Regions from separate parts of the Homo sapiens genome. Here all the other regions are linked to region 2. A link is a contact called in ENCODE Hi-C or POLR2A ChIA-PET data. All regions are on one chromosome and are shown on one strand. Each heading gives the region's core, a stretch centred on a gene start or an enhancer-like site at or near the end of the contact. The rest is flanking DNA. Distances are from core to core; before and after follow the strand shown. Region 1 has its middle 24 kb from the start of PVRIG. Region 2 overlaps PILRA (paired immunoglobin like type 2 receptor alpha). Region 3 holds the start of AGFG2 (ArfGAP with FG repeats 2).

Region 1 (2,700 bases), core at 51-2,550, 150 kb after region 2:
ATGCTGTTTATGAAAGCAGCCACAGCATGCCTGGTGCTTTTTTTTTTTTTGGAGACAGAATCTCGCTCTGTCACCCAGGCTGGAGTGCAGTGGCGCGATCTCGGCTCACTGCAACCTCCGCCTCCCAGATTCAAGCAATTCTCCCACCTCAGCCTCCTGAGTAGCTGGGATTACAGGTGCCTGCCACCACGCCCGGCTAATTTTTTTTTGTATTTTTAGTAGAGACGGGGTTTTACCATGTTGGCCAGGTTGGTCTCAAACTCCTGACCTCAGGTGAACCATCCCCTCGGCCTCCCAAAGTGCTGGGATTACAGGCATGAGCCACCGCGCCCGGCCGCCTGGTGCTTTTTTAATTTTATTTTTTATTTTTTGAGACAAGGTCTTACGCTGTCACCTAGGCCGAAGTGCAGTGGTGCAATCACAGCTCATCACTGCAGCCTCGACCTCCTGGGCTTGAGCAATCCTCCTTCCTCAGCCTCCTGAGTAGCTGGGACTACAGGTGCATGCTACCAGGCCCTGTTAATATTTTTTTTTAGATTTTTTTTTTGGTAGAGGCAGGGTCTCACTGTGTTGCCCAGGCTGGTCACCTGGTGATTTTATCTACAAAGGGACATTGATTCCCCACCCTGGTTCCTGAAGGCAGACAGTATGTACCCCTCTTGGAAGTTTGGGGAACAGGCTCAGGAGCTGTGTAAATATGCCCAAGACCACAGGATCGAACAGCCAACTCCAAAGCATTGCCTTTTTTTTTTTTTGAGACAGAGTCTCACTAGTCCGGAGTGCAGTGGTGTGATCTACACTGCAGCCTCGAACTCCCAGGTTCAAGCGATTCTCGTGCTTCAGTCCCCCAGGTAGCTAGGATTACAGGCATGTGCCACTACGCCAGGCTAATTTTTGTATTTTTAGTAGAGATGGGTTTTCACCATGTTGGCCAGGCTGGCCTCGAACTCCTGACCTCAAGTGATCTGCTTGCCTTGGCCTCCCCAAAGTGCTGGGATTACAGGCATGAACCACTGTGCCTGGCCAGGTGTTTTTGTTTTTTTTTTAAATCATAAGTAGTTGTAACTCTGTAAAAAGTGTACCCTGCCATACACAATGTCTGGGGACTTGTTTTTCAACCCACAGTGCTGTGACATTGCTGATACTTGTTTATCTCTTTGCTTAACACTGTGGATGGTTCATGTTGCCTGCTGGGTAATATTCTGCCATTCTTCATGTCCTCTCCTGCTGATGGGCATCTGGGCTGTGGCCAGGTTTTTGTTACTGAGAACAGGCTGTCACGGATCCTCTTGTCTGTGTCTCCCGTTACGTATCTGTAAAGGGTGCATGTCTCAGAATGGAAACGCTGAGTCATGGGGCGTATGCTACAAGTCCCCCCTGCCTTCAGGAAGTCCCCAACCCGTACAGGCAGCTCAGCCCCGGCTCGGCAGACCCCAGGCAGCTAACTCCTTTAACCCAACTAAGCTTCGGTTTTCCCGTCTGTGAAATGGGAATCATTCTACAGCACATTCATTAAGGTCACACTGATTACAGACCTCGTACCAAGCCCTGTGCTGGGCATGGCGGCCCTGGAGGAGGAGATGCAGCCTTGTCTCTTGCTCGCAAAGACAGAAATGGGGCGGGGCACGGTGGCTCACACCTGTAATCCCAGCACTTTGGGAGGCTGAGGTGGGTGGATCACCTGAGGTCAGGAGTTGGAGACCAGCCTGGCCAACATGGCGAAACCCCATCTCTACTAAAAATGCAAAAATTAGCGGGGCATGGTGGCACACACCTGTAATCCCGGCTACTCGGGGAGCTGAGGCAGGAGAATCACTTGAACATGGGAGGCAGAAGTTGCAGTGAGCCGAGATCGCACCACTGCACTCCAGCCTGGGCAACAGAGTGAGACTCCATCTCAAAAAAAAAAAAAAAAAAAAAAGGCAGACAGACATGGAAGTGATTAATCTCAGTACTATAATGGATATCGCCATGGCTGGGGAGGTGATAGGCTGGTAGGGGTGAAAGGAAGTTGGACTGGGGACCGTGAGAATTGGGGAGATCCAAAATCAGTGATCATTTTGCACCAAGACCTGACAAGCAGAAGGTATACTCTTGTCTACAAGGACTGAGATCTCCTTGGGGGGAGCCTGGGTTCCTGGGGCTTTCCCCAGATCTTTGTGATTTCTTCTGCCCTATCCATCCCCTTTGGTAGCCCTGCCTCTCCATAATCACCCTGGAATTTGCCAAACACCATCACCCACGCTGTCTGATTGGATTCAGCCTGGTCGCCCGTGACACAAGCACATTTTATTTTCTATCTTTTTTTTTCTTTTTTTGAGATGGAGTCTCACTCTGTCGCCCAGGCTGGAGTGCAGTGGCGCGATCTCAGCTCACTGCAAGCTCCACCTCCCGTGCTCACGCCATTCTCCTGCCTCAGCCTCCCGAGTAGCTGGGACTACAGGCACCCGCCACCGCGCCCAGCTAATTTTTTGTATTTTTTTTTTCAGTAGAGACACGGTTTCACCGTGTTAGCCAGGGTGGTCTCGATCTCCTGACCTCGTGATCCACTCACCTCGGCCTCCCCAAGGGCTGGGATTACAAGCATGAGCCACCGCACCCGGCCTTATTTTCTATCTTAAGGCAAAATAACTCCTGTTCAGGATCGCCCTTCCAGTTGCAGAACCAATTAAGGGCTTTTTTCTAAGTAAAACTTGAAAG
Region 2 (2,700 bases), core at 140-2,639:
AAAAGAGATTCTTGAATGTTTGTGCTGGAACCTGGAGTCCACTAGTCTAGTATTTAGGGGACAGAAAGCCCAAGGTCAAGAGCCTGGCCCCTAGAGGACAAAGGAGAACAAGGATGGGTAAGTTGGGGATGCAACAATGGCCGTGGCAGGCTGGGTTTGTGGGGTTCTTAGCAGCACACTCCCTGTTTCCCAAATCAGCCCACTGCCTGCACATGCACCCCCCAACCCACCCTGGGGAGGCCCAGCACTCACCTGGCTGGGGTTGTGGCTTTAGTCCGCTGCTGACCTGTAGGGGGACCAACAGTGAGTCAGGGTGGCATCCGGGTGATGGCAGTCTCCATCCCACCTTCTCTGCTGCGCCCTAGGCTGAGGCCCTCCTTAGAGGGACCGGAGCAGCAGAGCTGCTCCACCCAAACCCATCAGGAAGGGCCTGGGACTCAGCCGGCACCCTGAGGTCTCCACCTGTCCTCCCTGTTGTCTTCCATGTCACCTCCTGAGACCCCTTCACCCTGACCCCCTCCCTTGGTTTCTTTCTCTCTTGAGCTCTCTGCTCAGCCCCAACCTGGCTCCCTCCACCGCTGAGCCCTCGCCCAGTCACTTCTCCCCTCCCCTCCCCTTCCCTTGACATTGGCACCCCGCCCCCATTCCCTCCAGGTCCTCAGGGAGACCGTGCCTGTGCTTTCCTTCTGGGTGGCGGCTATGTCTGCCCTCCAGCCTTGGGAGCGTCGTGCTTGGGACTCATGTTTGTGGCTGTTCAAATTCTGTTGCCACCACTAGGCTTCCCCTCCCCTCTGGCTGGTCCCACCCTGAATCCTCTGCTGCCTCTCCCATTGTGTCCTGCCCCTCCCATCCCCGTGGCATCCTTGCAGTGTTTCCCAAGCAGTGGGCTCCTGGTCCACAGACATCCCCTCCACCATCTAGCCTCCTCCCAGGAGGGCTCCATGTCCACAGAGACACCCTCTGAACCCAGGCCTTGAGGTACCCCTCAACTCCAGGGACCTCCCCTTCCACTTCTACAGGACTTTTTTTTTTTTTTTTAATGTTTAGACTGAGAACTCTGAAATATTAATTGCTAGTATCATTTCCATGCTGCAGCTTTCTTTCCAGCACTCTTCTGTCCCTCTGTTTTTTCCCTCTCTTTAGGTTATGTTTTATTTTACTTACGGTAAAAAAAAAACAAAAAAACAAACAAAACACTAGAATTCACTTTTAACCACGTGTACAGTTCATTAGTGTTAAGTATATTCACACTGTTGTGAAACATCTCCAGGACCTTTTCATCTTGCAAAACTGAAACAGTTTTAAAGAACCCCTACTCCCTCCTCCCTGCGGTTTCTGACAGCCACCATTCTACTTTCTGTTCCTATTAATTTAATATCTCTAGGCACCACCGAAAAGTGGAATCATACAATATTTGTCATTTTGTGACTGCCTTATTTCACCTAGCTTGATGTCTTCCAGTTTCGTTTATACTGTAGTATGTGTCAGAATTTCTTTTTTTCTTTATTTTTTGAGACAGAGTTTCGCTCTTGTCACCCAGGCTGGAGTGCAGTGGTGTGATCTAGGCTCACTGTAACCTCTGCCTCTCTGGTTCAAGCGATTCTCCTGCCTCAAGCTCCCAAGTAGCTGAGATTACAGACGCCCATCACCAGGCCTGGGTAATTTTGTATTTTTAGTAGAGACAGGGTTTCACCACGTTGGTCATGCTGGTCTCGAACTCCTGACCTCAGGTGATCCACCCACCTTGGCCTCCCAAAGTGCTGGGATTACAGGTGTGAGCCACTGCACCTGGCCCAGAATTTCTTTTAAACACTGAATAATATTCCATTATATGTATAAACCACATTTTGTTCATCCATTCATTCATTGATGGACATCTGGGTTGCTTCCACCTCTTGGCCATTGAAAATAGTGTTGCTATCAACATGGGTGTATCAATATCTCTTCAAGACCTTTCTTTTCAGTTCTGTTTGGTATGTACCCAAAAGTGGGATTGCTGGATCGTATGGTAGCTTTATTTATTTATTTATTTATTTATTTTGAGATGAAGTCTCGCTCTGTCATCCAGGCTGGAGTGCAGTGGCACAATCTCAGCTCACTGCAACCTCTGCCTCCCGGGTTCAAGTGATTCTCCTGCCTCAGCCTCCTGAGTAGCTGGGATTACAGGTGCCCGCCACCACACCCAGCTAATTTTGTATTTTTAGTGGAAATGGTGTTTCACCATGTTGGCCAAGCTGGTCTCGAACTCCTGGCCTCAGGTGATCTGCCACCTCAGCCTCCCAAAGTGCTGGAATTTGAGGTGTGAGCCACCACTCCTGGCCTTTATTTTTAAATTTTTGAGGAAAGGCCATGCTTTTTTTCTGTATCATTTGCACTATTTTATAGCCCCCATCAACAGTGCGCAAGGGCCCCAATTTCTTCACATTCTTCCCAACACTTGTCATTTACACACTTTTTAAATAGTAGCTGTCCTTCTGGGTATAAGGAGATAGCTCTCTGTAGTTCTGATTTGCATTTCTCTGATGATTAGTTGGCCATTTTCATCTGCTTGTTGGTGATTTGTATACTGTCTTAGTCTATTTTGTGCTGCTAATGTATATAAGAATATCTGAGCCTGTATAATTTATAAAAAAACAAATTTGTTTCTTCTGTTGGACAAGAGGTTGCTGAAAAGTAAAACAAAGCAAAGCAAAGCAAAAA
Region 3 (2,700 bases), core at 15-2,514, 140 kb before region 2:
AATGCCAAGAGTAGCACTCAGATGATGCACCAAAGCCCCCCCAAAATCTAGAGTTTCCTGGATGCTACCACCAGGATCCAGTCATGGCAACAGGGATCTTAAAGGTGTAAATGATTAACCTTCAGGATGGCTCACCTAGACGTGCAAACGTTTGAAAAAGCTAAGCTCTCTACCAGGGTAACCCATTGGCTCTCATCTCTTAGATTTCGTAAGAGTTTTACCTTCTGGGTAACATTTCAAAGCCCTGCTAAGATTAGTATCTACACCTGAACTCTGGACCATGGCTCCCTTCCAGCCACTATCTCTAGGCTGTCAATCGGGGTTAATTCGCTTTTTTTTTTTTTTTTAATCCTGTACTCTAATCATAGGAATTTCAACCAAGTTTCAGCTGGCTTCTGCATCTCACACTCCAGCAGGGACACAAGCCCGAAGGAAGAAAGGTGCCCGTCCATCTCCAGGCCGGCTTTCCCCACCTTTTTCCTTTTTGCTTTCCACCTGCATGAAGTTCCCTCTAAAGGTGCATGTCATTTTCTGGCCCTTTAAGTCCCGACACCCCATCCCACTCCGAGTTCCCTTCCATCCTCCGCACTTTCTCCCTCCCCACTTGCAGTTTGCCTCGACCCCCTCGGGGAGTTTCTCGGTCCCTCTCCGGGCGTCTTTCTGCACCCGTACCCTTCTCTCCGCAGAGCGACTCCGGCCTTGCTTCCTCTCCCCTGCCCTTTCCCCTCCCCACCACACCGCTGCAGCAGACGACCCCGTCCCCACAGCCGGCGCGTTCCCTGACCTCCCCTCCGCCCCTCACCTCGGCCCCCTTCCCTCGCGCCCCGGAGCCCCGGCCTCCCCACCCCGCCCCCGGGTCCCCCCACGCCGACCTCGGCCACTCCCTCCCGGTCACTCACAGGAGGCCGGAGCAGGTGGTGCACACGAAGCTGCCCACGGTGATATCCACGTAGGTGACCCCGCGCTGGGCGCACTCGAAGCAGTGGCGGTTCCCGGCCTGGCTGCAGCCACCCAGCTCCCGCACCCGACGGCACCACACCTCCGAGGCCGCCTCCGCCTCCGCCTTGCCCCCGCTGACCCCGCCGCCCGGGCCCGGGCCCTTCTTCGCCGCCATCACCATCGCTGCCCACTCCCTCCCCGCTAGTCAGCAATCACCCCTTCAACCACTGCCGCCTTCCCGCCTCCTCAGCCGCCTCCGCACGCCCGGCTCCCCTGACAGAAGCTCGGGAGCGGGCGGCATCCGCAGGAGACTTCGCCGTCCACCACCCTCCTTGCCCGTCCTGCACACTGATTGGCTAGGTTTCTCCCACCTCCTTACTCCGATTGGCCCTCCCTGGGACGGCCTCCGGTTGCTGGAGCCGCCAATGCCCCGCCCCACCGCCTTCAGGCCTCAGGCCTCTCCTATTGGCCGGCAGAGACCCCAGCAGCGAGAACCGTGCGTGCCCTCTCCTTGTCCCCGCCCCCTCTCGCCGCTGCCTCCACCGTGGCCCGCCTCCTAGTTCCGATTGGTGAGTCCTCGGCACTCGGGCTCCGACGCTAATTTTGATTGGCTGGCGGGGCTGCAAAGTTAGCGCGCGAGACAGAGGAGGTGCCCCGCGCGTGCGTAGCTGTCGTCCTCCCGACTGATGACGTTAATTCCCGGCAAATTTCAAAGGCTTACTCTAGACTGTGTAGAGTGTCATGCAAAGCCGAAGAGAAGTGGCCATGTGAGGGGCTGAGCAGGAGGGGGAAAGAAGAGAGCGCTTAAGGGAGAGAGGGAGAGGGAGCAAGAGTGCTTTACTAGACCAGTGCTCTAATTCCTGAGCCACAGAGCGAAGGGAGTGCTTTATAAATGTCATTTCATTCGCTCCGCCTATCCCAGAGGTGGAATCCCCATTTTACACCCTTAGGTTCAACAACTTGCGGCAGATCACACGAGTGCGTGGCCCAGGATTCCACTCTGGGTCTTCCAACTTTAGAAACCCTGCCTTTAACCCTCCTAGTAGGTGGACTATTATTCGATTATTCATTTAACAAACACTGAGTGTCTGCTAGGTTTCAGGCACGTTCTAGACACTGGGAATAGAATACAGCAGCGAAGCAATCAAACAAAATATTCTTATAGAGCTTAGTTTCTAGTAGGGGGAAGCAAACAATACACAAATTAAAGAATCACCAGTTAGTAATAAATCCTACGCAGAGAATTAAAATCACATCTTGGAAAAGACTTTTTGGGTACTTTTTTAATTTTTTAATTTAATTTTAATTTTTTGAGATGGAGTCTCACTCTGTTGCCCAGACTGGAGTGCAGTGGCACGATGTCAGCTCACTGCAACCTCTGCCTCCTGGGTTTAAGCAATTCTCATGCCTCAGTCTCCTGAGTAGCTGGGATTACAGGCGGCCACCACCACCCCCAGATAATTTTTGTATTTTTATTATTATGATTATTATTATTTGAGATGGAGTCTCGCTCTGTCGCCCAGGCTGGAGTGCAGTGGCACGATCTCGGCTCACTGCAAGCTTCGCCTTCTGGGTTCACGCCATTCTCCTGCCTCAGCCTCCCGAGTAGCTGGGACTACAGGCACCCGCCACCACGCCTGGCTAATTTTTTTGTATTTTCAGTGGAGACGGGGTTTCACCGTGTTAGCAAGGATGGTCTCGATCTTCTGACCTCGTGATCCGCCGGTCTTGGCCTCCCAAAGTGCTGGGATTACAGGCGTG

The links. A loop is a pair of places that touch in the nucleus more often than their neighbours do. ChIA-PET counts read pairs that join two places held with the same protein, here RNA polymerase II (POLR2A). Pooled maps may share reads with other maps.
Region 1: a loop to region 2 is called in a pooled map, with 3 times the contacts of the local background. The contact joins two enhancer-like sites. A Hi-C loop is called at or near these places in 4 of 50 pooled maps. POLR2A ChIA-PET finds 5 or more read pairs at or near these places in 5 of 52 experiments (HEK293T, T-cell, activated CD4-positive, alpha-beta T cell and 1 more).
Region 3: a loop to region 2 is called in a map with no recorded cell type, with 10 times the contacts of the local background. The contact joins the promoter of AGFG2 here to the enhancer-like site in region 2. A Hi-C loop is called at or near these places in 1 of 37 single-sample maps with no recorded cell type and 9 of 50 pooled maps. POLR2A ChIA-PET finds 5 or more read pairs at or near these places in 2 of 52 experiments (GM12878 and Panc1).

Annotation. Positions count from the first base shown.
Region 1 is chr7:100,242,258-100,244,957 of GRCh38, reverse strand. It overlaps the pseudogene CASTOR3P. Among named protein-coding and RNA genes, the nearest start is that of PVRIG, 24 kb to the right of the region's middle. RefSeq lists an enhancer at 1,055-1,454. Within about 2 kb of position 1,300, at least 6 of the 41 ENCODE cell types and tissues checked have a DNase peak (open chromatin) inside an H3K27ac peak, as active enhancers do.
Region 2 is chr7:100,395,465-100,398,164 of GRCh38, reverse strand. It overlaps PILRA (paired immunoglobin like type 2 receptor alpha), which reads right to left. Exons shown (of 7, transcript NM_013439.3): 4 at 253-286. Among named protein-coding and RNA genes, the nearest start is that of PILRA, 23 kb to the right of the region's middle. RefSeq lists enhancers at 1-393, 1,261-1,310. Within about 2 kb of position 1,389, at least 6 of the 41 ENCODE cell types and tissues checked have a DNase peak (open chromatin) inside an H3K27ac peak, as active enhancers do; they include GM12878, where a contact is called at or near this core.
Region 3 is chr7:100,537,767-100,540,466 of GRCh38, reverse strand. AGFG2 (ArfGAP with FG repeats 2) reads right to left here and starts at 1,264. Exons shown (of 12, transcript NM_006076.5): 1 at 900-1,264. The coding sequence starts at 1,120. RefSeq lists silencers at 904-1,203, 1,254-1,533 and an enhancer at 1,413-1,914.